7 separate regions of the Mus musculus genome follow, and all the other regions are linked to region 4. A link is a loop called in an ENCODE intact Hi-C map of the cell type or tissue named here. Cell type or tissue: left cerebral cortex. All regions are shown on one strand.

What was found. A loop is a pair of places that touch in the nucleus more often than their neighbours do. Peaks named below come from ENCODE experiments on the same cell type or tissue, not always from the same donor. Only the 100,000 strongest peaks of a DNase experiment are listed, where the experiment ranks them.
Region 1: a loop joins it to region 4, with 7 times the contacts of the local background. A loop is called at or near these places in 33 of 42 quality-filtered maps.
Region 2: it touches region 4 in a loop (2.5-fold over the local background); 4 of 42 quality-filtered maps call a loop at or near these places.
Region 3: it touches region 4 in a loop (2.1-fold over the local background); 2 of 42 quality-filtered maps call a loop at or near these places.
Region 5: a loop joins it to region 4, with 7 times the contacts of the local background. A loop is called at or near these places in 6 of 42 quality-filtered maps.
Region 6: it touches region 4 in a loop (4-fold over the local background); 20 of 42 quality-filtered maps call a loop at or near these places.
Region 7: a loop joins it to region 4, with 3 times the contacts of the local background. A loop is called at or near these places in 2 of 42 quality-filtered maps.

What each region holds. Positions count from the first base shown.
Region 1 is chr5:97,127,087-97,131,086 of GRCm38, reverse strand. No RefSeq gene overlaps it. Among named protein-coding and RNA genes, the nearest start is that of Gm33609, 2.7 kb to the left of the region's middle. In left cerebral cortex, a CTCF peak has its summit at 2,411; a DNase peak (open chromatin) is centred at 2,406.
Region 2 is chr5:98,026,664-98,030,663 of GRCm38, reverse strand. It overlaps Antxr2 (anthrax toxin receptor 2), which reads left to right. Exons shown (of 17, transcript NM_133738.2): 1 at 1-266; 2 at 1,009-1,080; 3 at 3,122-3,193. The coding sequence starts at 115. Gm34226 (a long non-coding RNA gene) reads right to left here. Exons shown (of 3, transcript XR_389370.3): 3 at 3,184-3,319. It also overlaps Gm42759. Among named protein-coding and RNA genes, the nearest start is that of Antxr2, 2.4 kb to the left of the region's middle. In left cerebral cortex, no CTCF peak of the experiment used is centred here; DNase peaks (open chromatin) are centred at 135, 388, 1,598 and 2,959; H3K4me3 peaks cover 624 bases.
Region 3 is chr5:97,380,972-97,384,971 of GRCm38, reverse strand. It overlaps Naa11 (N(alpha)-acetyltransferase 11, NatA catalytic subunit), which reads left to right. Exons shown (of 2, transcript NM_001033191.2): 2 at 103-2,763. Among named protein-coding and RNA genes, the nearest start is that of Naa11, 9.4 kb to the left of the region's middle. In left cerebral cortex, no CTCF peak of the experiment used is centred here; a DNase peak (open chromatin) is centred at 2,111.
Region 4 is chr5:98,183,421-98,187,420 of GRCm38, reverse strand. It overlaps Prdm8 (PR domain containing 8), which reads right to left. Exons shown (of 4, transcript NM_029947.2): 2 at 3,912-4,000; 3 at 2,732-2,960; 4 at 1-2,397. The coding sequence ends at 779. A730035I17Rik (RIKEN cDNA A730035I17 gene) reads left to right here and starts at 1,437. Exons shown (of 3, transcript NR_153823.1): 1 at 1,437-2,377; 2 at 2,653-2,703; 3 at 3,869-4,000. In left cerebral cortex, a CTCF peak has its summit at 1,973 (motif pointing left); DNase peaks (open chromatin) are centred at 1,995, 2,271, 2,702, 3,244 and 2 more places; H3K4me3 peaks cover 3,073 bases; H3K27ac peaks cover 2,080 bases.
Region 5 is chr5:97,640,799-97,644,798 of GRCm38, reverse strand. It overlaps Gm34029 (a long non-coding RNA gene), which reads right to left. Exons shown (of 2, transcript XR_389368.1): 2 at 1,634-2,859. Among named protein-coding and RNA genes, the nearest start is that of Gm34029, 6.3 kb to the right of the region's middle. In left cerebral cortex, a CTCF peak has its summit at 2,435; DNase peaks (open chromatin) are centred at 1,479, 1,958, 2,341 and 2,976; H3K4me3 peaks cover 971 bases; H3K27ac peaks cover 2,004 bases.
Region 6 is chr5:98,327,176-98,331,175 of GRCm38, reverse strand. Cfap299 (cilia and flagella associated protein 299) reads right to left here and starts at 1,872. Exons shown (of 6, transcript NM_001024614.1): 1 at 1,712-1,872. The coding sequence starts at 1,822. In left cerebral cortex, a CTCF peak has its summit at 1,659 (motif pointing right); a DNase peak (open chromatin) is centred at 1,657; H3K4me3 peaks cover 661 bases.
Region 7 is chr5:97,357,614-97,361,613 of GRCm38, reverse strand. No RefSeq gene overlaps it. Among named protein-coding and RNA genes, the nearest start is that of Naa11, 33 kb to the left of the region's middle. In left cerebral cortex, a CTCF peak has its summit at 2,317 (motif pointing left); no DNase peak of the experiment used is centred here.

The DNA of each region.
Region 1 (4,000 bases), 1.1 Mb after region 4:
TTACCCTAATCAGACAATGTTTCTATCAAAGGAGAGGGAATTTTTTTTAATCCAGGGCTGAATTGTGACTCTGCTGTAAAATACTGTACATATTCATGAGGCCTAAGTTTGTTTTCCAGCACCCAAAAAAGAAATTCTATGCCTTAAGGCTTATATGGAGATCATATCATTTGCCAAGCCCCAGATATGATTATGATAATATTTAAGAAAAATGTATCTTTGAAAGCTGAGTTACACAAAATTTCTCAATCATATTCACTATGTATTTTGTGTTAATCCATCAATCTGGTGGGTTCTTTAAACTGTGACAAATTGAATCAGTTTTTAATACATCCAAAGATAACATCTAGATCAGTTACCACAGTATACTTGTGTAATTAGTCAGACGTGTCCTTAGGACACTAAAATATTTACTAAGAAGCAACTTAAGATAGCCCCCTGTTAGAAGGAGCCCAGCCTCGTGGTTTATTCATCTGTCTACCCACCTGGAAAGTCAACCAGCCAGCCTTACATATTAAGAACCAATTCATGGATGTTTTTCATGTTGAACAATTAGGACTATCCAAAAGAAATTAGCCCTGTCTTCAAGAACTGTATGATATCAGTAATGTCAAATCATTTTATTTAACCAGTATCAGGATAATGGGCACACATTCCCAACATCTCAAGTATGTGTTTACTTACAAATTATGAGAAAGGACAACCAGGAAAATATTCTTGGTGAGCACAATACATATTATATCCTGCACAATGCATATTTATAGCCTGCTTAGATGTTCAAACACATAAGAAAGATGCACACAAAATCTGAAGCTCAGAGGAACAGTATGAGATATAAACAGCCGAGTTCAAATCAAGAAACTCTCACATCAGTGCTCTCAAAGACAGTACTCAGGTACTCCAAACTCTGCTGATACCCAGATACTCCAAAGTCTACTGCTCTCATCCGACGATCTCTGTGCACCCCATCTCCCGCATCCCATAGGTTTCCATTCCCTGCACCTCCATACATACCCTGTTATTATCACTCCAGCATACAATGTCAACACATTGAGAAGTGACATACCAATATCAGCTAGCCCCATTAAATTATCTGTATCATACAAACCTTGGACATAGGGGGGAAAATGATTTTGCTTTGGAAAAAATCCAAAGTTTCCTTGGTTTTAATTTTGTGTGGAGAGCTAAAGGAAACTTCAAAGAACTGGCTGAGGCTTAAGTAGAAAAAGCCATTCCCCATAAGTTCTTTTTTGCTGCCATTAACAACATCACAATGGACCGCCAAATTCTGCCACGCTATTGGCAACTATCCTCATATCACTAAAAGGAATGATCTTATCATTGACAGATGCTAAGACTCAGTGCTTTGAATCACACCATGTGTTACAAATTAAAATGGCTAAAATCACAATAATGCTAATCTGGAAAGAATAGGAGAAAAAAACAATTGCTAGGCACTGCAGGATCAACATCTTGATGTATCCCACAAGTATCAGTTTTAAAAAGTACATGAAGTTGAGTAACATATCAACCCAGATTGTCTACTGACCAATTTAAGACAATGAGACATAGAGTTGTTAATGATTATATATACATATATATGAACATATATATATATATGTAGTATGTTTTCATTTATGCTACAGCAATAGATCTGTTCAAACATAGGAAAATACTAAAAACTATACTTTGTGTATGAGAGAGGGTTAAAGTCATGGGAACTTTTGCCTTTATAAGCATAAATGCTCTGCCTAGAAGCTGATGCAGGAGGATGACCACGAGTTTCAGGCTAGTCTGGGTTGCAGAGTGAGACCTTGTTTGTCTTAAGAAGAAAGAGAAAGAGGAGGCAGTGGAAAGAACATCAACAAAAAAAATTTAAAGAAAATAAATAAAAAAATAAACTCTTCTAAGTTTGAATTTCTGCAATGATATTAATCTTTTTTAAATGATTTATTTGTTATTTATTTTTATATGTAAGTACACTGTAGCTGTCCTCAGACACACCAGGAGAGAGTGTCAGTTGTGAGCCACCAGGTGGTTGCTGGGGTTTGAACTCAGGACCTTTGGAAGAGCAGTTAGTGACCTTAACCACTGAGCCATCTCTCCAGCCCCCGGTAATATTACTCTTATAACGAGACATACGTAACTAGCAAAAGACAAATCCATTGAAAGAAATCATTATAATGTCCCAGGGAAACCTATTGAGCTAACAGTGAGAAAACTTGGGTTCAAAAGAAAATCAGTGGTCCCACTTACTAGCCATGACATAGGCCGCCATTAATAACGGTGGTGGTGCTGGTGCTGGCTGCTGCGATGGAAATGAGGCGCAAGCAACTGACTGAAGCCTGGACGCCTCTTCTGAAAATGCTTGTCTTACATTTTGTGTGCCAACATTGCCCTCTACCCAACACAGGGTGCATTGCAACCGGCTAAGAATATCCCAGATATCTATTCTTGCATCTTCCTCTAAGACGCTGCTGCACCCAGGACAAATCCCATAACTCTATTTGTAAGAACGTGTTAGACACATTCTTACAAATTCTCACAGAAAGTGAGGCTATCTTTTATTGATGAACAGGAAGTAACACGGGCCGATCCATGGGCAGCTTTTTGAGTTTCATTTCAATAGGTATTACCGCGTGGCAGGTACTGTACTGAGAGCTGGGATGTAGATATGAACGAAATACGGCACTTCCGGTTAGTGTGAATAGAGTCTCGCGTTCCAGTATGGAAACAGAATTAGGGTGTGCACATTTACCTTAGTGGGTTTGTTCGTGTTTACAGAAAAGTATTCCCCCCCAGGGAGCTCTCACTATTGCTTGCCCTATCCCTTTGGACAGGTAGGAGTTGGGTTTCTTTATCCTTAAATAGTCCGCCCATGCATTGGGGATTATTTAACTTTTTTTTTTTTTAAACATTAAAATCATTTTATTCACTGGTTCAATGAGGTCTTTTAAAAATTTATTTTAAGGCATTTTATTAAATATTTTCTTCATTTACATTTCAAATGCTATCTCCAAAGCCCCCTATACCCCCCCCCCCCCCCCGCCCTGCTCCCCAACCCACCCAGTCCTGCTTCCTGGCCCTGGTATTCCCCTGTACTGGGGCATATGATGTTTGCAATACCAAGGGCCTCTCCTCCGATTGTGTAGGGCTTCCTCTCAGGTTTCTAGACAAGATGAAAATGAATCCCAGGATGAGAGGAAACAAAGTTGCAGAGAGCAGAGTCCCAATGCCCGGAGTTGTGACTGGCTAGCTGCTTCCTCCTGGGGGATTTTTAAGACAGTTTCTCAAGGAAAGACTCTGCCTATGGTGGAATTTTAAGATCAGGTCTTTAAAGAGCATTCCTTGCAAAGGAAGAAATGGAAGAAAAGAATAGTCAGAACAGATGAACCAACAGGAAAAGGAGGGAAAAAAAGGCATTCCAGCTTTCTGACCAGCCCAGGAAAACTAGGGAGAGAATTTAGGATTCCTTGAAGCTAATGGCATGGATGTTTTCTTACACACATTGAACGCTGGCCATTCTCAGCTCATTTTAGGGAGTAAAGTCCTTAGGGATGAATCTTAATTGAAAATAAAAACTAACAAATACGAAGCCGGAGTGATGAGTCAGCAGTTTAAGCACTGGCCATTTAGAGAATCCAGACTCAATCCCAGCACCAGCGTGGCAGTTCACTGTTGCTCTAATTCCAGTCCAAGCACATCCCATGCCCTCTCCTGTTTCTGAGGACATTGCACAGGCACGTTGTAGTCGTACATGAAGGCAAAACACCTACACATAAAAAGATAGCAAAAATAATGCTAACTAGAAGCTAAAGATTAAGACAAATATCACCAATGGAAAGAGAAAGCAGGGCAGGCCAGGACTAATATCAGATTTTTTTTTTTAAACCAGTGCTCCAAAACCTGCTAGTAGTCCCCGAGTGCCCTCTGCTTTGTTGCTCTCTAGCTGTGTTTTCTTAAAACTTCTGGTTCTGTAGCTGAGAGTTAAGAATTCACT
Region 2 (4,000 bases), 160 kb after region 4:
CGAGTCCCCGGTGACTCCGCCTCTTTCACGTCTCTGCTCTGTGAAGCCCGGAGCCCAGAACCCCGAGCCCAAGGGACTGTGAGCCAGAGAGAGCTGCCGGGCCCCGGCCACAGGATGGTGGCCGGTCGGTCCCGGGCGCGCAGCCCTGGGAGCTGGCTGTTCCCTGGCCTGTGGTTGTTGGCTGTGGGCGGTCCGGGGTCGTTGCTGCAAGCCCAGGAGCAGCCCTCTTGCAAAAAAGCCTTCGATTTGTACTTCGTACTGGACAAGTGAGTGAAGGAGGACTGTGGGGTCAGGGTCTCCTGGGGGGAGGGCAGCTCTGAATCAGCTAGGACTGAAGTTGAGATGTGTTTGGATTCTGGGGGAGGCGACGAGGGAACTCTCCCTAGTGTGCATGTGGCTGACTCCTTTCAAAGGCAAGCTCATTAGCTGTACAGGAATAGGGGCTGCGAGACTCCAGGGCTACTTGGTTCTCCAAAGGAGAGGCGTGCAGTGCTTTTTTTGTCCTGGAATCTTTTGGGAAACGGTAGTGTGGCCACCTGCAGCTCGTTTCCTCCCAGGAACTTTTGTGCCTCTTTATCATACTCCCCCTAGACCCCCACGGACATTCTAAAGTTTGCCTAATTTTATCCTGATCACACTGGGAGCCAGGGGGGGGGGGGGAAAGCCTTAATATACCCAATGTGGCTTGCATTTCCTGAGAAATGAGGGCTTGTGTTTTTATTTTGAAAAGCCAGGTCTCTCTCTAAACAGTACAAAGCAAGTGTCCCCCCCCCCCCCCCCAAGAAGTGTGGTCTTCCTGGTTTCCTTGATTCAGCCCAAACACTAAAGTTTCAGCTCTGAACATGGACATGAACAAGCACACTTAACTTTGAAGAGGGGAGTCAGTCCCCGCCCCCTATCCCTGACCCCCGACCTCCACCCCCCATCATGCGCCTTTTAAAACTGAAGAAATGTTTGCCATTAAGGCCCACTTTTTGTCTTTCTGATCAATTTATCTTCCTTTTTCAGGTCTGGCAGTGTAGCAAATAACTGGATTGAAATTTATAATTTTGTCCACCAGCTGACAGAGAGATTTGTGAGGTATGTCTCCCCATCGTACCTTTCTTGGCATTGGAAAGGAAATCGAACAAACAGCCGGGTTTCCCTGTTCTAAAACCCTTCTCATGGGAAATCTTTCCCGAAATCAAAATGTTGAATTTTAAACGTCTCAAGGTGGCCCTTTCACACATGGTGTGCAGGCGAGACTTTCAGCTAACCCTTGCAAGTTCAATTTATCTGGCTCCCAGAAACTTGGCCCAGGGTGTGAGGGAACATCTTCAAATACAATTCTTAATGTCTTTTCCTTTTCGACCACTCATCTGTTTTGAGTTTGAGTTATGCTTTCTCATAATTTATCACATTTAAAAAATACATTTTATCCTAATAGTGTCTGTACTATATTTTCAACTCCACACACTTGGCTCTGTAAACTTCCACATTTTAAAAGTGTCGGAAAACTTTAAATGAACATGTGTTAATAACCCACTAGCTGAAAAAGCACTTGTGTGTGTGTGCATTTAAAGAAATGAGTTGTGTTTACACAATGTGTGGGTGTGTGGCTGGTTTAAAATGTAACCGTTCTATATATGCAGGAGGCTTCACTAGCAAACACTGTTTCCCTCGGCTATAAAAAGCATGGCTGCTGGTAAATCCAGCTTACTCTCTTATTTAGAAGTAACCAGGAATTAGTGGCAATCCCTATTTAAAAATAACCCTTGGATGCAATGTTTTCTGTGGTTACCCTCTTCTGTTTTTTTTTTTTTCTTTTCTTTTCTTTCTTTCTTTTTTTTTTTTTTTTTTTTGGATGCCAGGAACAAGTGCAAGTTTATCAGGGTAATGGGAGGGACACGGATAGGAGCTGTGTCATTAAATATTGCCTCCCTCAGTCTTCTGAGCCCAAATGTTTTCTGTAAAACAGGCTTGGATGATCAAAACATTTTGAAAGTCATGTTGCAAGTAACTTCAAACAATCTGTAGAGGCCTAGGCAATCCCCGCTTTGGTTATTGGCAGCCGTAAAGCTGTCCCTATAAAAATGTATGCCTGTCGGTGTTCAATCTTCAGTCTCCTGCTTCAGGAGCCAAAGATAGCACTCTGGTTCCTGGACAGGGTCTGAGGTCAAACCATCTAGGCAGGGAATATAAATAAGAGCTTAGATCTGTAACTGTCAAAGCCAAGCAGACCGTTGTTTATAAGTTTCTGATTCCATCGCTGAATGTGCTGAGAATGTCATTCAGTGTTACTCAAAAGCAACGGATTACTTCAATGTCACATTTGAAGAAAACGAGGCTCTTATTGAATCTGGTTTGCAAGTTTGGATTTCTATAGCATATACTGTTCTCTGGCTCAAGTATAGTTGCTCAGTTACTAATTATATGTTGTGGGGAAATGAATAAAAGATAGCTGCTGTCAAGCACAGTGCTTACAGGAGCTAGGGCCTTTGGACCTTCCAGCTTGTGTCTCAGTTTCACAACTGCAGTTTCAGACCTGAGCAACACTAGCATACGCTTTTCTAAAAACAACCACCTTTTGGTGACATTAGTGCCAAAATCCTGGAATATAGATTGGGAATTTGAAATGCCAAGTCAAAAGGTGATTTCTTAATGCTCAAAGTATTAAGAAATGTAATTATTAAGATATTTAAGCATTTACAGTATTTACGGTGACTTTTGTCTGGACTCTTATCATAACGTGGCTTCTACGTTAAGCTGACTTCTCTCCAGCCCTAAGTGAAGGGTGTGGCCTCCTGCAGAGAGAAGTAGGAGAAGGTCAAAGGAAGGAACATTTTTCTAGGAAAGAGTCTTGCAGCAGCCTAGAGACTGTCCAGTTATTCTTTCTAGATGTAAACGCCAGTCATTTGTGGAGGAGTGTTCTGAGAGCGGAGAAGCACAGACTGCATAAAAAGAAATGCAGTGCAGACAGGAGGGCTGTGCAGAGTTAGCTGATCTACTGAGAGAGTTCCATTTAAGGGAAGTGGGGACTGTGCAGGGAGACCAATTTTAAATGAGATTCCTGGCTCTGCTTTTGTATTGTACCAATATTTCTTTTGAAAATGTTTTAACTGCCTCTTTCCTTATTTTGCAGCCCTGAAATGAGATTGTCCTTCATTGTGTTTTCTTCCCAAGCAACCATTATTTTGCCATTAACTGGAGACAGGTTAGTGCATTATCATTTCAGCGCAGGCTTTTAGGAGAGATGAATCATAAAGGCATGATTGATATTGCCGTGTGGTGATCTGGGCCTCTCCGTGGGCTCAAGCGAACACACAGACAACTCAGTGCTCTGCAGGAACAGAAGGGAGAGGCAGCATGAGTATGCAGGAGTAGACCATCTGAAAATCAATATCATCTATATTGGTTGTGGAATATATTCTACATTTCTAGTCTTTCTCTGAAGTTCAGTGACTTGCAACAAAAGACTGCACACACGCCAACACACGCACACGCACACGCACACACACACCCTGCTACCCCTCAGTGCTTAGAAAAGGAGTGGCTTTCCTGTCCATTGTCACACCATTTCTTGTGACCCTTTCTATGGTGTCTGATCATAGTGTGGTACATTGGAAGCAACCATCCACGTATCTGACTCATGGCTGCTTTTCCTGGGGTTACTTTTGTTTTCTTGACTGTGGAGTCTACGATCAGAAATGGAGTGCTATGATTCCATTTTTACTTCATCTGACAGAAAGTGTGTAAGACCTTGGTTAGTGAATACTTGTTGACTGAAGGAATGTGGTAACCACATTTCGGGATCACCTCTTTCTGATCCACAGTTTTAAGCAAGGGCGACTGCAGTGCTTTGGTTTACAGAATGTGTGAATTTCTAAAAAATAATTGTGAAAATAGTTTTTAGGTTTCTTTTGTAAAACCCAGTTAATATGCTTTAATCCTTATTTCTTGAGCTTTCAGTTTAAAAAGATCAATAAGGCATACTATTTAAAAGCACTGAAGGAGATAACTT
Region 3 (4,000 bases), 800 kb after region 4:
TCAGGGACCATGTGTCTGAAGAACCCTGACATTCTTCCATAGCACTTTCAGGGCTGTCAGAGCCTGTGCCTTCACTGCTAACACACTCTCTTTTCTCAACAGCATCGCTGGCCTTCATGTCTCAGCCACACCTATTGTGTGAAACCTGACTTAACCGGTACACTCTGAAGTATCTTCTCTGCTGCTCTGGGGTTATCTCCCAGTGACTCTCCAGAAACTGTAAAGCTCTCCAGAAACGTTAAAGCTACTGTGATCATGAAGGAACACCTCAGCGCAAGAGCCAAGGAAGCTTGAGGCCTGCTGTGACAAAACATCCCTGGCGTTCTCTCACTGTGCTGCCATTGGACTGTTTGCCGTGGTCCTGTGTTGGCTTGTAGATACATTGCACAGTTGTCTCTTAGAAACCACAAACAGGAAGCAGGGACAACTCTGGAGGTTTCAGCTTGTGGGTTTTGCCATTATTTGTCTGGGTTTCCATCACTAAGGGGATAGTTGGGGCCATCAAGTTAGACCTTAGGCCCCTTTCCTCTTCTAGTGCAATTTACCTGTTTCCTCTTGCTTTCTGTGCAACTCCATGTGTCCTATCCTCTATGATTCAAGGGGCATTTTTCCCCTTTTCAGTGGGAAAACGTGATAAAGAAGGGCTCTACTACACCATACAAGCAGAATGTATAAACTTTAAGAAAAGAGCGAGCAGCAATTATATTAACGCTCATCTGCTTGTACATGTCAGTTGCTTTTTGCTTTTTGTGTTTGTTTTCTTCTGTCATGACGTCACTTGCCATTTACTGAGGATCTCAGTGTTCGCATGCAGTGCCATGGCATTCACTAACATGTAGCCCTGTGAGGTGGTGGACATTATTATCTCTGTTTTACAGATAAGAAATTTTGGAAGCAGTGCAGGAAATGATTACTCGGGATCTCAACCCAACCCTGCGGAAAATCAAAGCCAGTTTCTTCTTTGCTCCTGTTTGAACTCAAAATGTATTTGCAAAGCGATGTTAAAGTGTCAAATGGCAAAAAGGAGACTCTGCTCTTTAAAGATGTTCAGTATTGACTTAATATATGACAGCCAACCACATGTCAATTGTAAATATTTATGTAACTTTTGATTGTAATCCCTGGTGAGTGTCTCAGTAAAAGTAAGTGTAGGCAAAGGGCTTTGACTTCCCCAGAAAAGTCACAGATATATGGACTTAGAACAAGGTAATGTTTTTATATTCTCCGAACATTAATTACCAAAATGTCCAACATGTTCATGTTTACATTTTTATGAAAACTGGAGTATATGGATTTCAATCTAAGCCCTGACATTAAGCAGCTGATGACCAGAGATGAGTGTGTTCTGTAATCCATCATCAGCCCTGCTAAGTACTTCTTACAAATCGGCCCCAGTGTGTGGAGAACGCCTGGCTAAGGGTAAAGGCTTGCCTGAGGCACACATATAACTTTCTTTTTTCTCCGTAGAAGGATTTGCCATTTTGTGTGGCAACCTAGTCCTCGGTCTTTCCAATTTCCTTTTTTTTTTCTTTACAATTTTCTCCCTTATCTCTGAAATGGTTTTATTCTTTCCCCACAAGCATATGATTATCTCTTTATTTTTAAATATTACAGCTTTCTAACATCTGTCTCCAGGGCAGCATAATCTTACTGATAAAATATTCCGTGTTTTCCTTGAGCCCTTGTCAATATGTCTTTGTGGTAACAGCCCAGCAGATGGAGAAACAGGAGGAGCCTCAGCTTACCTGAGTGATTTCTCCAGGCCAGCACCAAGCACACCGAGTCTCTAGTAAGCTGATCTTAATCATCGAAGCAATTGGGAAATCAGAAAGGCTTCCGGGTGTTTGCAGTGCCCCTGAACAAAGCCACCAGTGCTTTGCATTGTCACCAGGAGACATCAGAAATTGAGCAACGCAGCAGCCTACCGAGTTTGGGTTACAACTGTTTAGATAATAAAAGTAAACAATGTTCTAACATTGTTTAGGGCTTAAGTTAAGCAAGTTCCCAGACGATTCCAGGGATGCGCTGCTGATGGCAGAGAAGCAGCCGCCTTCCTATTCCTGGGGGCCTCGGACGCTGCGTTCATAACAACACTGTTCTTTTCACACAGCCAATTATGATTCTTTCTCTGAACAGACTGCTTGCTTTTTTCCTTGAGCCTGGTCCTAGAGAGACCCAAGCAAGGATGTAGAATAATAGTTCATGGTATGAGTGTAGTGCTGGCTGTAGAGTGACTCACGCCCCTTCTGAATTGTGGCTTTACAGAAACTCGAGTGAACCCTGTTTTGTCAACAAATTGTTCAAAGCTCTTAGTCACCAGGACATAAAGTCTTGTGTAGTTGGGTTATCAACTCGTGAATGAAGCCTGTGGCTTACATAGCTAAAAATCTGTTCTTCCCTTGGAGATAAGAGCAATAAGAAAGAGATGATATGAAATCAAATAATGGAATATGGGAGTGAGGGAGACACACAGAGTAGTGCTGGAAATTAAGCCAAAACTGGTAAGCTTTAAAAGGATCAAGAAATAAAGTACTTTTTCTCATTAGTTCTATGTAATGCTGATACTGACTAGTAATGGTCATGAACATCAACTTCTAACCCGTCTAAGACACTTGTTAGATTACTTTAAATTAGACCCTAAGTAATTTAGGATCTCATTCACTCACAGAAATGCTATTTGTGACACTGTGTCAAGAGATTGGTGACCAAGTCATTTCAATAGAAAGTTTCAGACATATCAAAATACATACAATAAAAATGTTTATTTATAGTGCATGAAGTGAGTTAATAACATTTATATCTTCTATTGGAATCCTTTGATGTGCATGCTTCCACACATCCTTGCATGGCTTCCAGAGACTTGACCTAACCGGGTGGTGATGGAATGGAAAAAAGACAAATGCAGATGCACAGACAAGGTGGGGTTGGGTGGTCGGGGCTCTGATGGAGAATGCAGCACTGTGGGAACTCAGAATGTTTATTAGACTTGGGTACAAAGAGGCAGGCTTTATGGTACACAGCTCAATCAAAGAGGCAGATTTAACTAACAGTAAGGAGCTATCCCTGTAAAAAACAGTCTTCAGGACATAAGTATGAGGGAGAAAGCAATGGTGGGGGGACTTTTTCTGTACACACTAGCAACATCTGCATACAGACTAAAGGAAGGCCTTGCCATCTATCTCTACGCCTTACCCAAAAGTGGGGAGGTGCCGTTTTCCCATGAATCCTTGACATGGCCATATCCACAGTACACATTCAGAGAATTCTCTGCTCTCCACAATGCTATATTAGTTTTCTTTCCCATCTTTAAAAACATGCGTGAACTGTGGGATTTCATTAAGAGTTTACTTACCTATTTTATTTTGTTTTTATTGTTTTGTTTTGTTTTTTTACGTTATGTTGGGTAGGCACATATGCCACAGTGGTGCCCATGTGGAGGTCAGAGGACAATTGTGGGAATTGTTTTTTTCCTTCTGTGTGGGTCCCAGGGAGTGAAGGACAAATCCCCTACCGGCTGAACCATGTTGCTGGCCATAGAACTATCTTGATAGTCCTAAAGATTTCACTTCTAATTCTCACAATTATTCTGTTCATTGACAATAAATTAACCCAGACGCTAAAACTTTTTCATTCTAACATATTACAATAATTTGAAAAGGACTGTTAAATACTGCCTCCCTCACTCAGAATTTTTAGCCAATTTTTTTCATGAAATTGCTTCAGAATCACACAGGCACCCTGTTAAAGGTGTCCTTTCCTTACCTCTTGGTCAGCTTTGGGAAGTCAGGCCTGCTGTCATGCACACTTTCCTGCCAGTTGCTTTGCATAGTATCATCTGAAAGTCACTGTTTACCTAGAGGCATCACATCTGTAAAGAAGAATTAAAAGGAGATCTTTTGGGGCTGGAGAAATAGCTCAGTGGTTAGGAGTACTGGCTGCTCTTCCAGAGGTCCTGAGTTCAATTCCCAGCAACCACATGGTGGCTCACAACCATCTGTAA
Region 4 (4,000 bases):
GCATCCAACATACCTGGATAAACTATACCGTTTAATAAATCTCTTAGGGATAGAAGAAACACATAACTATTCAGACTCCATGTCACTGGCACAAAATTACACTTTGTATTAAAAGGGAATACATATTTACATCATTGATGACATTCTTCACTGAAGTCCATAATCATTTCATGATACATGCACTTCCCCCTGGAAACTTAAACCGAATGGCGCCCCCCTTTTTATCCATTTTGTTTATTTTTGTAAGAACACAGCTGTCATCAGGAAATGCAGAACGCATCTCCTCTTCCTCCATTACTTTATATCTAAAATAAACTTTGTCCTTACATATAATTATTACATCTAAACCATAAGTGCTTAATAATTTAAGTAGAAACGTATGACAAATGCATCAATATGTTGCAATATATGACATTTTTTTAAAAATGTACTTTTGTTTTTGGGAAAGTGAAAATTCGTGCATTCAAAAGAAAACCCCGCTCAAACAACCCACCCAATCCAAAATCCACCATCCTGTGCATCGTGTGCGTGCGTCCGTGTGTGCGTTCGTGCGTGCGTGTGTGTGTGTGTGTGTGTGTGTGTGTGTGTGTGTGTGTGTGAAATTAAACATTTGGATGATGAGGCTCCTGGCGAGGGGAGGGACCTGTGTGTGCACGTGTTTGGTTGCAGTGTTTGGGGGCATAAGGTAGTGGTGGATGTCATCCTCGCGTGTCTGCTCCTGCAGGTGGCTTGACTGTGCGTGCACACGCGTGGAAAGCCGGAGTCTTTTACGCAACAATTAATTATGCGAGGTCATGTGCCGGGACAGGTGGTGACGCTCCCTGAAGGACTCGTTGCAAATGGGGCACTTGAGTTTCTCCTCCCGCCGCCGCTTCACCAGGGGCTCCATGGCATACTCCTTTTTGTGGTGAGACCGCATATGGTACACCAGGTCGGAGGTCATGCGGAAGGAGGCGTTGCATTTGGCGCACCAGTTCTGCGCGGGCAGACACAGCGAAGTGAAGGAGGGCGGCAGCAGGGTGAGCGCGGAGGGCAGTTGCAGCTGCAGGGGCCCGGCGGCGGCCGCCGCCGCCGCTGCCGCCGCAGCCGAGCTCTTGGGCCAGAAGGCGGTGGCGTAGAGGAAGGGGCTCTGCTTGGGCAAGCCACCGCCACCGCCGCTCGCCAGGGGCCCGCAGGCTCCGTTCAGGTCCGCTGCCCCCTGCAGCTTCACAGCCAGCGGATCGGCGGCGGCCGGGTAGAGTCTGGTGGGACCCACGCCGTCTCCCGGGTGACACGGCTCGAGAGCGCCCAGCTTCTGGCCGAGGACCAACGGGGACAGCTGCGAGAAGGAGCGCGCGGGCTGCGAGAAGGCGCTCTTCCGCTCGTCCGATGCGGCCGTTTGGCCGCCCCCCGAGCCCCCCGCAGTCCCCGCGGTCCCCGCGCCGCCACCGCCGCCCAGCTGCGACACCGAGGTGAAGGCGCTGCCGCGCGCGGGGCTCCCGCCCTCCAGCCGTCCGGGCAGAGAGCCTCCGGGACGCGGAGCCAGCAACTTCTCGGGGGCCCCAGGCGACCCCGCCGCGGGGGTGGACGAGCCGTTGCTGCCGCCGCCGGCGACACCGCCTCCCGCGTCGGGGTCCTCGGCCGTGCCCCCTGCGCCGTCTGTCGCCGCCGCCTCCTCCTGCAAGCCCACCGCGCGGCCCGCCTTCTTCACCTCCACGAAGGCGCTGCGCTTCGCCTCGCCAGTCTCCGGGCTGGGCGGCGCGAAGAGCCGGCCGTTCTCCTCCAGGCCGAAGTAGCTGCCGGCGGCGCGGTACTGCTGCGGCGTGCACACCAACTCCTCCTTGGAGGTCGCCAGCGGCCTCTCGGAGAAGCGCGCACGGCCGCCCGCCAGCCCCGCGCCGCCGCCCTCCGCCGCCGCCTCCTCTGGGAACCGCCTCTTGCCTTTGCAGCCGCCGGTGGCGACGCCGTCGGGACTCAGCTCCGCCTCCTGGTGGCCGCTGCCGCCACTGCCGACGCCCGGGGCCGCTACGCAACTGCTGCTTCCCCGGGAGTTTTCCAGTTCCCGAGCCAAGTTGTGGAAGTCCGTGGACGGCTTGGCGCTGCCGGCACCCGCGGAGCCCGGCGGGTTGCTCGCCTCCGGGGATGACGCGGGGTAGTGGTGTATGGGGCCGGCTTTGCAGAACTTGGGGCCCGGGATCAACGGCGCCTCCTGTTGCTGCTGCTGTTGCTGCTGCTGTTGCTCTTTACCACCGCCGCCGCCGCCGTGGTCCTTAGTGCCCAAGCCGCCCCCTTGCTCGTCTTGGGGATTCGCATCAGTGCTGTGAAGTCTCTTGGGGCAGCGGAATCGCAGATGTGCCACATAGGGGAACTCAAACTGGAAACGTTGGCTGCATTCCAGGCATGTGTAAGGAGACGACCCTGCTTAGTGAGCAAACACACACACACACACACACACACACACACACACACACACACACACACACACCCCACATGGTTAGTTAGCATCGCCCCTAGGCCACTTAGCCATCCTCCCCATAACAAATCCACTTTATCTTTCTGGGCTGAGTGCCCAAAAAAATGAATACACTATCCTATTTGGTGCAACTTACTTTCTTGATTTGTGCATTTACTAAGTCAAACGCTCCCCAACTTTTCCTTCCCCTTCTGTCCTAGTTCCATTCGGGACAACACCTCAGAAGCTTCGTCCACCCTATGATGTGCAAGGTGAGCCCAGGCACCCGAGCCAACCTACCGTTCATTTTGTGAGCTCTAGACGGGCAGAGCAAGAGCAATTCAGTCAGTTCTTTCCCGTACCAAACTAGTAACTCTTCATCTTTGGCAATCCTGCGGAGAGAGCGGTAGAACAGCTGTCCATTTTTTATATAAGCTTCGAGATTCTGTTCTTCCTTATCTCGGGCTGATTGGACCAGCCGCAGCCACATGAGACCTTCTGAGGAACCATTTGCCGCCGAAGTGTCTACCTACAGTATTTAAGAAAGACAAGAAGAGAGGGATCCACGTGAAAGACGGCAACCAGAGAAACCAGAGATATTTCATCTGTCTGGCTTTTGTTCTTTCCAAACAATTATCTGAAACCAAGTTTGCAAAAGTTGACCAAAGTCGAACTGCATCCCTGCATTTGTGGTCAATGGGCACAGTGGCCATCCTTTGCAATATTGGGTCAGTCTTACAGAGTAGCCTCTTTAGAATCTCCCTTTCAGTTACCTCACATGACAAAAGGAGAGGAAATTTCCCGTGTTTCAGAAGTAAAAGGCAAGTTCGGGTCTTAGTAATTATTCTATGGCACTCACGCCCATCTTCCTAACTGACATGAAGGACTAACAGCTTTACTTCATGATGAAAGACTAGGAACTCTGGGGTGGGGAAACTGGGAGTAACATTTAGCATGTAAATAAATAAAATAATTAATAAAAAAAGAACTACTAGGAAGAAAGAGGCCTGTTACAAACACAAACGTGGATTATAGATGCTTTGCTGCCAAAACAATTAACGTTTTAATTTAAATACAAACTCTGAACACTAGCTAATGTTAACTAAAGAAAGCAATAATCAGGCGATGGGGAGACCTCCCAGGTTACAAAATAAATATACTCAATACTTGTAAAAGTTCTCTCAAGGACTACTTAATATGTAAATAGCCCCAGTACTAACAAGGTCTCCTTAGCAATTTAGGAAGCCCTAATCTAGGGAACCCAGAACTAGAGTACCGATTCAGGCAACCTTGGCATTGTCTTTTTCTTTTTCTCAGTAAAATCACTTGATGATTTGAATCTAGTTTTTCTTTTCTAATTTTTGTTGTGTTCGCTCTGCTCTGACTGCTCAGATGATTACATTGTCCTTAGGATGTCTCCTTCCTCACTCCCAACAGGAAATTACCCTCAGACACCTCCATCACACTTGCTGAGACTCACCCGGAAGATGTAAGGTACTGTTCTCTTGTCCGTGGACTTGAGGGCTACGAAGGCTATGCTGTCATACAGGGAAGTATGGCTCAGTACAC
Region 5 (4,000 bases), 540 kb after region 4:
GTCATGAAGGCAGATTGTCTCCTGTAAATCTGTCCTTTCTGTAACACATTCAAAATGTACCGTATTGGCTGGATTATAAATCTTTTCAGGAAGTGTGTGCACATTTGCAGAAGCAGCTTCAAGTTGATGGATGAAGCCATTGGTGTTCAGAGAACCCTTAAAATAATTTATCCTATGTGTAAATCTGATTTTGCATGTGTCTGGATTTCCTGTGGCCAGGTATACCTGTATTTCAAAAATCCTTTTTCAAGAAATGAATAAAATGAGCTTCAAGTTGCTTCCTATATTTTCTGAATATAGGGAATAGTTTATATGATTCGGGATTTAAACTTTGCTTCCTGAATAGAAATTCATGTAAATAAATCGTTATTGGAAATGTATTTATCCAGAGCTTCCTCATTCAGTTCTGTTTACATTCACCAAGTAACCAACATTCTTCCTCACCTTATTGAAAATGTTTTATCATTACTTAAACATTCACACCTCCTGAAACACAACCACTTTAAAAAGGGAAGATCAATTTGCTAGGCAATGATTTTAAAGCATTCCATTTTGTTGCAGAAAGTTAGTATCTGTGTATTTGTTCCTAATGCCCCTCCAGAATGTATGTCCTAAAGTGACTGAAGCCAACACCTATTAACATTATTCTCTAGGTAGCTCCTCTGCTGTTACTTGAAAAACATCCCTTTCCTTTGTATATCATATGTATTTTTCTTTAAAGGACCATGGTCCAGGAAAACAGGTTTAGGTTATCCAAAATTCCATGTTTCAATGTAGAAGCAGTTTCATAAAGTTTTATACTGTAACAGAACAAAGAAAGTCATAAATAATGACCAGTTTAAGCACACTGGTGGATATATCTGAGACATGGTTACAGAGAGGTGGGAAAGTTTTTGCATAGGCCTCAAATGCTATTTGCTGACATTTTTACCTCTGAGGCTGGTAAAAGCTAGGGCTCTACTAAGTTAATAGGTTCCAAAAGGTTTTTATAAACTAGTCACAGGATGTTAGTTCAGAAACGGAGATGGGCAGGGAATTGCTATTCCAGTTGCTAATGCTAGGCCAAGATAAACTGTAGTTAGCCTCTGGACCTGCAACATCCTAACCTCCCTACATCCCTGACTCTCTAGCAGTCAGTCAGTCTTGGCAAACCAATTGTTTCTTCTTTCAAGGAATTTTCATTCACAGCAATGTCATGTACTTTTAAGAACACTGACAGAAGCATTTTCCATGCTCATGAAGAATTATTTTTTAAAAAAGGATACAAATGAGAAATATTCCAGATATTACTTTTTAAAAGTTAGGGTATAATTTCAATTCTTTGAAAATACTATGGCATCTGACTCAAGAGAAACTGCTTTCTAAGTAATAATTTCTAACAATTTATTTAATATACAGAAAACTGAATCACAGACTGAGAAACCAAATAAAACCAAGCGGCTGGTGAGTAAGTGGATCTTAACCCAAAGCTCAGCATGAGTCAGGTTAGCATCTCAGCCGTGGAGGATGAAACACCTTGTGGTAGGAGGAGGAGGGAATGGGGAAGAAGGGGAGGAGGAGGAGGAGGAGGAGGAGGAGGAGGAGGAGGAGGAGGAGGAGGAAGAGGAGGAGGAGAAAAGAGACATCTACTAGCTGCTTCACACACTGTTTTTATTTTGTCCAACTGATGTCTTGGATGCTAGTTAGTTTACTTCTGGTACTTCCAAGAAAATAAGATTTCATCCATTCATTCATTCCGTAATCATTTCCTTAGAATTGGCTCCACGATAGGCATTCACATAGGTGGGGTTGGAGAGAATTTACAGGCTGGCAATACAACCTCATGTTCAGCAAGTTAAGCACAGATGAACCAAGAGCCTCCTAATATCATCTTGACCCCTTTCTCCAAGCAACCGCAATACAGAACGCAGTCCTGGAACCACACTGCCTTGTTTTAAACACCACCTCTCTCCTTGCCCTCACGAAAATAAAACACTGTGTCTTTCTGCTGGAGGGTTCTAAGATGTGAAACGGCAGTACTTGCTTTACAAATCGCTGTAATGAGCAATTAGGTATATTTTCAAATAACTTGAAATTTTCTGAATCAGCCAAACATAAATAATATTCGCTAAACATTAGAGTCACGGGGTATTATGTTTGCTCCCTTCAAAAGTGAGAGCCCTTGGCAGCAGCTCCAAACATGGCCCGATCTCGCGTTATTTTAAGTCTTTCTCGGTTCCCTTCCGTGTCCTTTAACTCGCGTGGAGCATCTCATTTTCAGGCACTTTTTAGTGGCTATTTCTGCAAACAGAACAGCTAGCAGTTTGGTGATGAAATCAGGGCAGTTTGAGACGTCGCACGCTAACTAGTTACACTGTACAAAGCCTAACAGTTTGCTTTCTGTTTTTAAAGAAGCATTCGTTCAGCCATCCTTGCGGCAGCACATGTAATTGAAAAGAGGCATATGGAGACCAGCATGCGAAGCCTAACAAACACTTCAGAGTGGCTTAAAAACTATGCTAATCAGTTTAGAAAACCATGATCATTTTAATCTAAAAAAATAATAAAAAATAAAACAAAATACAAAACTTTCTTAAACCTATGGTGATTTTTGAAGCAATATAATCATTCCAGCATTATCTAGAATTGGCTTTATTTTCTCTCGGCCTGGAAGGTCCTGCAAATTATAGAAATGGAAGGAATGAGAACACCCATGACTTGTAGTTTCTGGAGGACAGATGAATTCTTAAGGGAGATAAGCCAGGACACCGGCCCACGATCAGGGTCGGAGTGCACACTGCTCCTAGCAGTGGCTTGGAGACCCTCGGGTGGGCTCACGACGCGACGCTCCTTCCTCTGCAAGAAGATGCTGAGCATTACCTGAAAGCAAGGAAGGCATCAGATGAACAGACCTTTATAACAGAATGTGCATCTGCCAAGACAAAAATACACGGCAAGCTTCTGGTGTTGGCGCGCTGACAGTATGAGCAAGCTGTCTTAGGAGTGATTTTGCAAATCATTTGAGTTTAAATTCTATATAGGCCGTAGGGCCCCTGGAGCATCACTTTCTATATTTGGCCTCCCCGTTTAGCTATGTTTGGAATAAATAGGCTATGGATCAAAATCATGGCCTTTAAGAGTTTTGCATACACTGACTAGTTCTGCCTATGCATCATAGGTGGATTGGGCGATGCATGCCAGTGTACGCATGCATACACATGCACTCGCAAGGCTTTTAAAGTGTATTTTTAAATCCCCTCCCCTCAAGTTCAGCTCTCTGGCACTTCATAACCCACAAGCTGCTGTTTCTTTTTCCAGAGAAGTTCAGTTCGATGGAGGGGCCAAGAAAAATGAGCCCAACTGATGACTGCAATCTCGGGAAAAAATATGCTTTTTATCAGAGACCACATGTTGCCAATGCCAATTAAAGTGAAGCTGGGAGATTTCATCAGATTCCAACCTGGAGAGGAGGGACAACATGCCAAGTGTAAGAAAGGAAAAGTATGCTTCAGGTTGTTCATTCAAGGTGAGATCCAAACATTGAAGGTGGGCAGCAGATTGTTAAACACAAGATTTAAAACAAAATGCACAGCAGAGGTAATGTCGTGGATTTTGACTTCAGCTGACCTAGATGGAATCCTGGCTCTGTAACTGACCTGCCGGAAAAACTTTCCCATCTACAGCACTTAGTTCCCCTATTTGTCAATCAGGGATCACTGAACACTACCTTAAAACAAAAGCACTTAAAAAATATAATATTGTGAATGAAAGTACCATTCTCATAATACTTCCTTAGAAGACATTGGAGACAATTTTTTTGATTGTTGGTAGACGTACTTACAAGTAGCCTCACTTTGTTTCTAAAGGATTATGGATCTTTACATCCCCAAACCCTAGTAAATATTCTTTCCATTGTTTACGTGTCTTTTAATGTTTGGTAAGCAGAGTAATAATATCATGATATGATCCTATACTTTTGTTCTGGACATCAGTTGATGTCATATTTATGTATCCATCTCAT
Region 6 (4,000 bases), 140 kb before region 4:
GCCAAACCATTGAGCTAGTCAAAGCATATCAAAATTAGCTGGCGTGTCGTTGCGTGTGTGTGTGTGTGTGTGTGTGTGTGTGTGTGTGTGTGTGTGTGTACTGGGGATTAAACCTAGGGCCTCAAGCAAACCAGCAAGCACTCTACTACCGAGCTATATCCTTAGCCCAAAATGTTCTCAGTATTGGAAAAAAAAATATTTTGAGTAAAACTTCATGTCGTTTATATCTGTAATTAATTTATCCATGACTGGAATCCATTATCTAGGGAAATCTTTAAATCATTTTAATATTTCTTTCACCCCTTACCTGAGAAAAGAAATTCAACTGGAATTTTTATTTTTCCGGTAGTCCGCAGGCAGCCACTAAAGAGAAGGACTGTGTTTAGTCAGAGGGGCAGATGACTGGAAAAGGATCTAAAACCCATAGCTTAGCAATTTTGCTGAAGCTTGTCAATCATTTCTCCACTCACTGAACTGGTTGGTTTTATTAGATGATGCTAACTTATAGAATAAAAGTTGTTAATTAGTTCAGCAAAGCTAATGTTACTCGCTGCCGTGGCAATGCAGTTGTTTTAGTGTTCTGTCGTTATTTAGTGAACACGGGAAACAGAGGATGGAGACGCACTACTTCCGTCCCGCCAACCACGCTCCTCAACCTCCGGAGCATCACTACTTCCGCATCACTACTTCCGCATCACTACTTCCGCATCACTACTTCCGGTCTACCAACCAAGTGCCAACCGCGCTCCTCATCCTCTGGCCGGTCAGATAATTAAGATGGACTCACCCTTTCTCTTCCTACCTCCCCTTCTTTCTACATAAGCTTCTTGCAACATCTATTGTAATTATCAATTCAGTGGCTTCATTTCAGATGCAAGGATTTAAAGCAACTTCTGTGGGTTTAAAATATTGGCTAAAAGCAGGAGAGACGGCTTAAGGAAAAGGTGCTTGCTGCCAAACTTGAGTTCATTCCCTGGACACCACAGAATACAAGTTCAGAACCGATTCCAAGTTGCCCACTGACTTTTTATGCATGTGTGCGTACACACAAATGGAACTTTAAGTTACCCATCTAATAAACGTAAAAGCTTGGTTGTTTGGTGATATCGCTGCTGTTGCTGTTAAAAATCATGTTTTGTAACTATTTTAACAGATAATTTCAAAAGGGACAAATTTTCTTCATTTAAGATTATTTTCATACAGTGGCACCTATTTAAAAAGGAGGGGTGTCTATATGATAAACTGCCTTGTGCACAGGAGAAATGAGGGGAGTTGGCCAAATTCAAGTCCTTCCCAGAGTTCTGTAGGGTTGATTCTCCCCCCCCCCCCCCGCCCCCAATGGTGCTTGCTCTGTTTGTCCTTAATATGGAGATGGACTCCTTTGAAAACCTGAGCCCAGGCTGTGAGACTTGCAGTTGGGAGTTAGGAGCTCGGAGCTTGAAGATCCCTCCAACTAAGTCTTCTCGAGCATCCGGGACCTCCCGCTGCCCTGCCCTCAGGTGCACACAGCAACGCGTCCTCCTGGTTTTATGCCTTGTTACTACTTTACAGCGACCAAGTCGGCCTCTGTGCAGCGCACCAGCGTTTGGAGGGCTGGGGACTCCTGCAGCCTGCAGAGAAGTCTCTCGAAGCCAGAGGCCTGCGGTGAGCGCCGTCACCGCCAGGGGGCGACCAAGCCCCGCCGCGGCCAGCAAGACGGACCCGCGCTTACCTCCAGGTAGTACAGGTCGACCGTAGTGATCTGAGAGTCCAGGAAGTCTTCATAGGTGTTGAACTGTGTGACAATGTTGTCCACGGCCGTCAGCCCCTCGTCCTGATCCATCGCGGCTACACCGACGCGTCCCTAGTAACCGGTGTGGGCGGGCCGGACGCGCGCCGGTTGCGGGGGCGGGGCAGAGGGCGCTGCGCTGGCCCTGCCCCAGCCGGATCCCTGGGCGGCTTCTAACCCCTGGGAGCGGTCAGCCCTGCAGGGCAAACCCAACTTTTTTGGTGTAAAAGCCTTAGCAAAGTCCGAAGGTGCCTGCTCAGTGTTTGCAGTAAGAACCTCGACAGAAGAGTATCCCGGAAATCTAGGGGAAATAGTCTTGCTGGGTGCTTCAAAATAGCACGTGATCAGTTGTATAAATTACAACTTAAAGGCAAGTTATGGTTGGTTACTTGTGTGCCAGGAACAATGTATAAACTTCCCAAACGAAGCAGCCTTAGTGATCTCCTTTGCTCCTGCCTTCTGCCTTTCAGTTCCTTTACTTTTTGTTATTTAAATTTCAATAAGTTGAAAATTACTTGAAAAATCTTGCCTCCTTGAACGTCCTTTAAAAAATTGGGTTGGGGGGGAGGGATCCTAATCATGGAATGATATATCCCATTGAGAAGCTGATATTGACTTGTGTTTCTATTTACTCATTTCTTTAAAATACTATAGTATAAAATTGAATCTGAAACATTTCTCATTAGAGCAGACTTGTACAACTGTTTCCACACCAGAAGCACAGATGCTTGCTGTTATGCCAAGGGACTTTACAATCATCTCAGCATTTGTAGAAATCAAATCAGATTCTGCAATGAATCTTTTCCATTTTTTGGGGGGGAGGGGGGCAAAGTAAAGCCAGGTCTATTTAAGACCCCAAGTTGCACAATAAGTTATAGCTTTATTTTAAAAACAGGCTACCAACAATTTATATTGTATAATTATCTAGAAAGCTATAGAAACTAAACTCCAAGCATAGAGGGGAAAAAATTTCATGTGGCCTAAAACATTATCACAAGTAGAGAGGAGAGGTCTCTGTACTGTCTGGTCCAAAAGAAACTTGAGGACAAGTGCCTTTTGTGTCTTTTAGCATTCTGAAGGGCAAGCTGGCCTCTAGGCATCTCATGTACCTGGTTTCAAGTCCAAGCTGACATTCAGGCTCCTCCTAGCTCCTCTCATATCAGCTTCTCAGTCCTACAGAACCCTGACCTTTCAGCCATGTGCTCTCTTACCACCCACCCCCTCTCTGTCCCAGAGGCATTATTCTGGGTGTGTTGAACACAACAGAAAGCTTAAAAAAAAAAAAAAAAGTTTCTGCCGCTGGGGTCCACAGGATATGAAACTTGCTTCCGTGTGGTGATTGATTTGAATTTACCACATACCAGCCCTGTTCTAAGTACCATACAATCTCCATTATTTCGTTTAATCACAACAACAAACTCACTAGAAAACCAGCATTGGTGTTATCCTCCATATGGAGACAGGATGAGTTTAAATGACTTGGCCAAAGTGTCGGGTGCAAAAAAGCAAACCCAAAAAATAACAATAGTCCTTTTCTCTCACAGGGGCATGTGGATGTAAAGATAGGTTATAAAGAGCTGTGTAAAACCAAATACAGAAGTTTGTTTATTAGAAAGAAAAATAAACGTGTGGTAAGGAACACGGATTGATACAAAGCCTAGAAACAGTAGGCGCATCTTCCAAACTGTGGAGGCAAGAAACGCAAGTTCTGTGTGGGATGGAGGGAGAGGTGGACAGTAGGGAGGGGCACAGGAAAGAGGATTGGAAGGAGGAAGCTGACTGAAGTTGAAAGGTGTAGTAAAAGAGATTTCAAACGAGACCAGCCGTGGACCCAAACAGGAGAAGCTGTGGTGGCCATGGCTTCAGAATGGAACTCACACTACTGCACGCTGCTCGTCTAGGGGGTGCTGGGCTGTGCTTACATGTGTTACCGCTGTTTCTGCCATCCTCCCACACCAAGGTTTTATCGTCCTCTTGAAATCATAAAACAGCTAAGGAATGTTGGAATTCCTGACCCTGTGGCACTCTGATATCAAGGACGATTTCTACCTTCATTGTTCTAGCATGATCCATTGCAGTTGTACGTTTTTTAGGGATGCTTCATTAAACTGACCACGCAGACAGAAACCGCACGGTCAGAAGCTCTTTGGTGAAATGATCTTGAAAGCATAGAAATTTAAACAACTTAAAGGTATTTCCAATCAAGGACTCTAATGCTGCCCAAACACTTTT
Region 7 (4,000 bases), 830 kb after region 4:
CATGGTGTGTGTCTGTGTGTGTGTGTGTGTGTGTGTGTGTGTGATTTGGTGCTGGAACTGAACTCAAGACCTCATTATGCTACTTGCTCTACCCCTGAGACATACCTGCAGCTCCCACACTTTATGAGACATCTCCAGCAATGTAGACTCCTTTCTGCAAAAGCGATTCTGGAGTTCTGTTAAAGGCAGAGGACCACAACCACAGTCACAGTGTTCGGCTAATAGAACAGGTGCTACTCTACCCTAAACGAACTTTCTCAATGCAGATTGTTCTAAAGTTCTCATTGAAGAGAAACTTGATGGGGTGACATATTCTCCCATTGTTTTTGAAACTTCTGTTTTGTATTAACACATACAGATTTGCAGTTTAACGTTTCCATGTTTATTAATATTTAAATTAGGAAAATAAGAGAATGAAGAAAGGTGATTTATTTGAGTCACACCGTGTAAGAGAGTGTGTGTGTGTGTGTGTGTGTGTGTGTGTGTGTGTGTGTGTAATACAGGGTCTCACTGTGTAGTCCTAACTGTCCTGGAACTTGCCTTGTAGACTAGCCTTGATCTACCAGCCTCTACTTTCCTGAGTGTGAATGTTGAGATTAAAGGAATGAGCTATCATCAGTATCAACCAGTAGTAACCTCATATGATTTTGCATATTCTCAGCACTGACAACTTTCCAAAATATGTATCAGATACTAAACATCTGATCTATGGAAGGAGACATTCAACTGTACTAATTGTAAGTCTATGGTACATGCAAAAATATCTATTAATTAAAATTTTCCTTAAGAAACATAATAGAACAAGCAAAACCAATCCCCTCCTCAGATCACCAGTACTATCCCCAAAGCTCAAGGCACTGGTATTATTTTTCTTTTGAGAACAGGAAAATTCAATTATGAATGGTTAGTTAAACTATGAAAAAATAACTTTCAAGATGTATTATTCCTTGTTTCTTATTCTTTTGGACTATAGGGGTTTGTTTCTCAATTTTAACGACATGGTGTGGTTGTTAAAAGCACTGGTTGCTCTTCTGGAGGACTCAGGTTTCATTCCCGAATAGACCTGGTGGGTCACGGTGATCTAAAACCCCAGATTCAGATTCTAGTTCTAAGGGTCTAACACCCCTTCGGATCTCCACGGACACTGCATACATATGGTACACGTGCAGGCAAAGAAACCATATACAAAATAAAAATAAATAAACCCCTCAAACCAATTTTTAAAAGAAATGAACATATGTGCTGCTTAGAACTAAGAATGACTTCAGAGTGAAATCAGAAGGTCGTTGAGTACAAGGAGCAGGAGTGCTAACACTGCAAAGCAGACAGCCCCCCCCCCATAAATCACAGGCTTAGAGAGGTTCAGGTTTAACATTCTCTGTTGTCCATCCCTACATCCATCCACTGCAGTTACAATGTACACTGCTCAGAGAAAAATAATGTAACATTTGAAGGTCCAAGGATGTTATCATTCCACCAAAGCTTCCTTCACTGAATTGTTGATATTATTAACACCTTTTAAAATTTACTATAGTAACTAATTTGCTATAGTCACTGGACAGAAATCATGTCATATGATTTACACTACTACAAAATCTTTACTAACTTGGGTACCGTAAATTTGATCATTTAATAATTTAGTGCTAAATCTCTTCTTTTAATGAAACGAGAGTGATCATGATTATTATTAATGCTATTTTTAGTTAGTTTTAAATTATGCCATTATGATAAAACATTCTACTTAATTTAATATTTCAACTCAAAATTAATTTCCAAAGGCTTTAATTCTAGCCAGTATGCATAATTACAAGGCATTGTAATACTACTGCCACTGAATTGCTAAAGTACATTTAACAGTAGAGAGTGCTAGGTAGACATCACATTTGGGCAATTGCAGCTTAGAGTTGGTCTTGGTTTGTCAGATTCTCAATAGGCAGCTTCCTAACTCAGGAATTAAAATTTTATTTCATCTTTAAAGAAAATGCAGGGATAGTATTGGAAATGTAAATGAGGAAAATACCTAATAAAAATATTTAAAAAAAAAAGAAAATGCAAGTGATAAAAGCATTTGTATTGGATCTGATTGAGGCATTACATAATTTCAAACTACTGTGATGAATTTTATGTTTTCAAGAACAAGGTGTTCGTCTAGAAAACAATTAGTACACTGGTCCAGAAAGCACTCCTATCCTATCCCCTTCCAATTCATAGCATGCAATAAATAGAAAAGTGTATTTTGACATGTTGTGAACGACTGTGGCCATTACCCGTGCTGACAGGTGTTAGGATATGAGCAACTTGTAACTTTAGACCACCATCTACTGGCTTTGCCCAATGCTGCAGACGCTATCAGTGTAACAGCCTGCTGATTCTAAATTCCTTCTACTGAAAAGCACACTGCATCAGAGAATTTGCTGAGCTGGTTGCCTTCCTCCTAAGCAATACTTATCATTCAGTTTGCACATCTGCAGGGACACTACTCATTATCCAACAAGCATTCACAACCAGATCTGTTGTGTCAGATATTACCTACAGTGATTAATATCAGATATTTTCCCCATGTAAGCCTGGTACTCTTGAATCAGACTTGATTGATAGTCCGGCATATCAAAATTTATGTCCTGTCAGAAGATCATACTCCAAAAAACTCAAAATTCTATTTAAGACACAAACAGAAAGGCATTTTGCTGATGAAGCCCCTCCGTACCGGTCACATGATCTAGTAGTATTCAAGAGCTATGGTTTAGCACCGATTTGGGTGGTGTAGCGCTGTCTAGAAAGGACCGTGGAATTTTCACAGTCTTATCTCGAGCCTTCAAACCCCTCTGGTTAGCAATACTCAGAGTAGAAGTTAAGCCAAGCATAGGTGTCACCCACGTTAGTAGTCCCATTATTTGGAAGTTCAGGAAAGGGGGTTTCAAGTTCAAGATGAGTTTGGGCGACATAGTGAAACCCTCTCAAAAGAATCGAAAACCTAAGCTAGATTTTCTAAGTTTGCTGAGTAGATCCCAGGCCAACCGAAGTCTTGCTTTTATGTTTAGAGGCAAAGACTTGTGATTATGGGATATTAACTTCATGTTCATATACTAATCACCCTACAAAATTTAATTATTTGTTTGCCTTGTTTCTCAAACCACTTCATTTCTTCAAGAAATGCTTTAAAACTCCTCCTCTGTGCAAAGGCAAGCAGAAAGTATCATCCGGACTAGCATGCCTTATGGCGAACACATTTAATTCCTGTGTGTTCGCTGCCTTCGCAGAGGATTGCGAAATGATACTGCAGTCCGTTTTCTAGTACTGATTTCAAAAATGCTAGATTAGATTTTCAGTAGTCTATATCTCCCCGGATACCTACCACCATGTCTGAAGGAAGTGCTTAAGCTACAGAGCCGTTTCCATTGTTTAAAAATGAAGTGATGCTGTGACTGCTCCCAGCCTTCTGCTATTCTTCAAGGGTCCTTTGAAGTTAGCAGGACACTGTGAGGATCTCTCTCTCTCTCTCTCTCTGTGTGTGTGTGTGTGTGTGTGTTATTTATTCCATTATTTTCTTTCATTTCTATACTTAGACCTTGCTTTAGCATTTCTTACTAAGCAATTTCCTTAAGCTGTTTATCTTATTTTTAAATACTTGTATATGCCTGTAGCTGTGCGTTGGTATGTGTATACGTGAGTGCAGGTGACAGTGGAGTCCAGAAGAGGGCACCAGATCCTTCCAGCTGGGGTTAAAGGTGGTGCTGTGTCCTCCCCAAGAGCAGTGCCTGCTCGTGACCACTGATTCATCTCTCCAGCTCATTCCCTGAATTTCTATGTGCATTTCACCCAGACGCCTCAGACAAAACTGTGAGCATCTGAGAAGCTTGTGCTCACCTTGTTTATATTCTTAATTCATCAATGCCCAGCCCTGAACTCTACCTAGTTGTTCTAGTGACTATTACAAACACAGTTCCTTTCTGCCCCATGCTGCCCATCACCAAACCCACTTCTGTGAACTCTAGCTCTG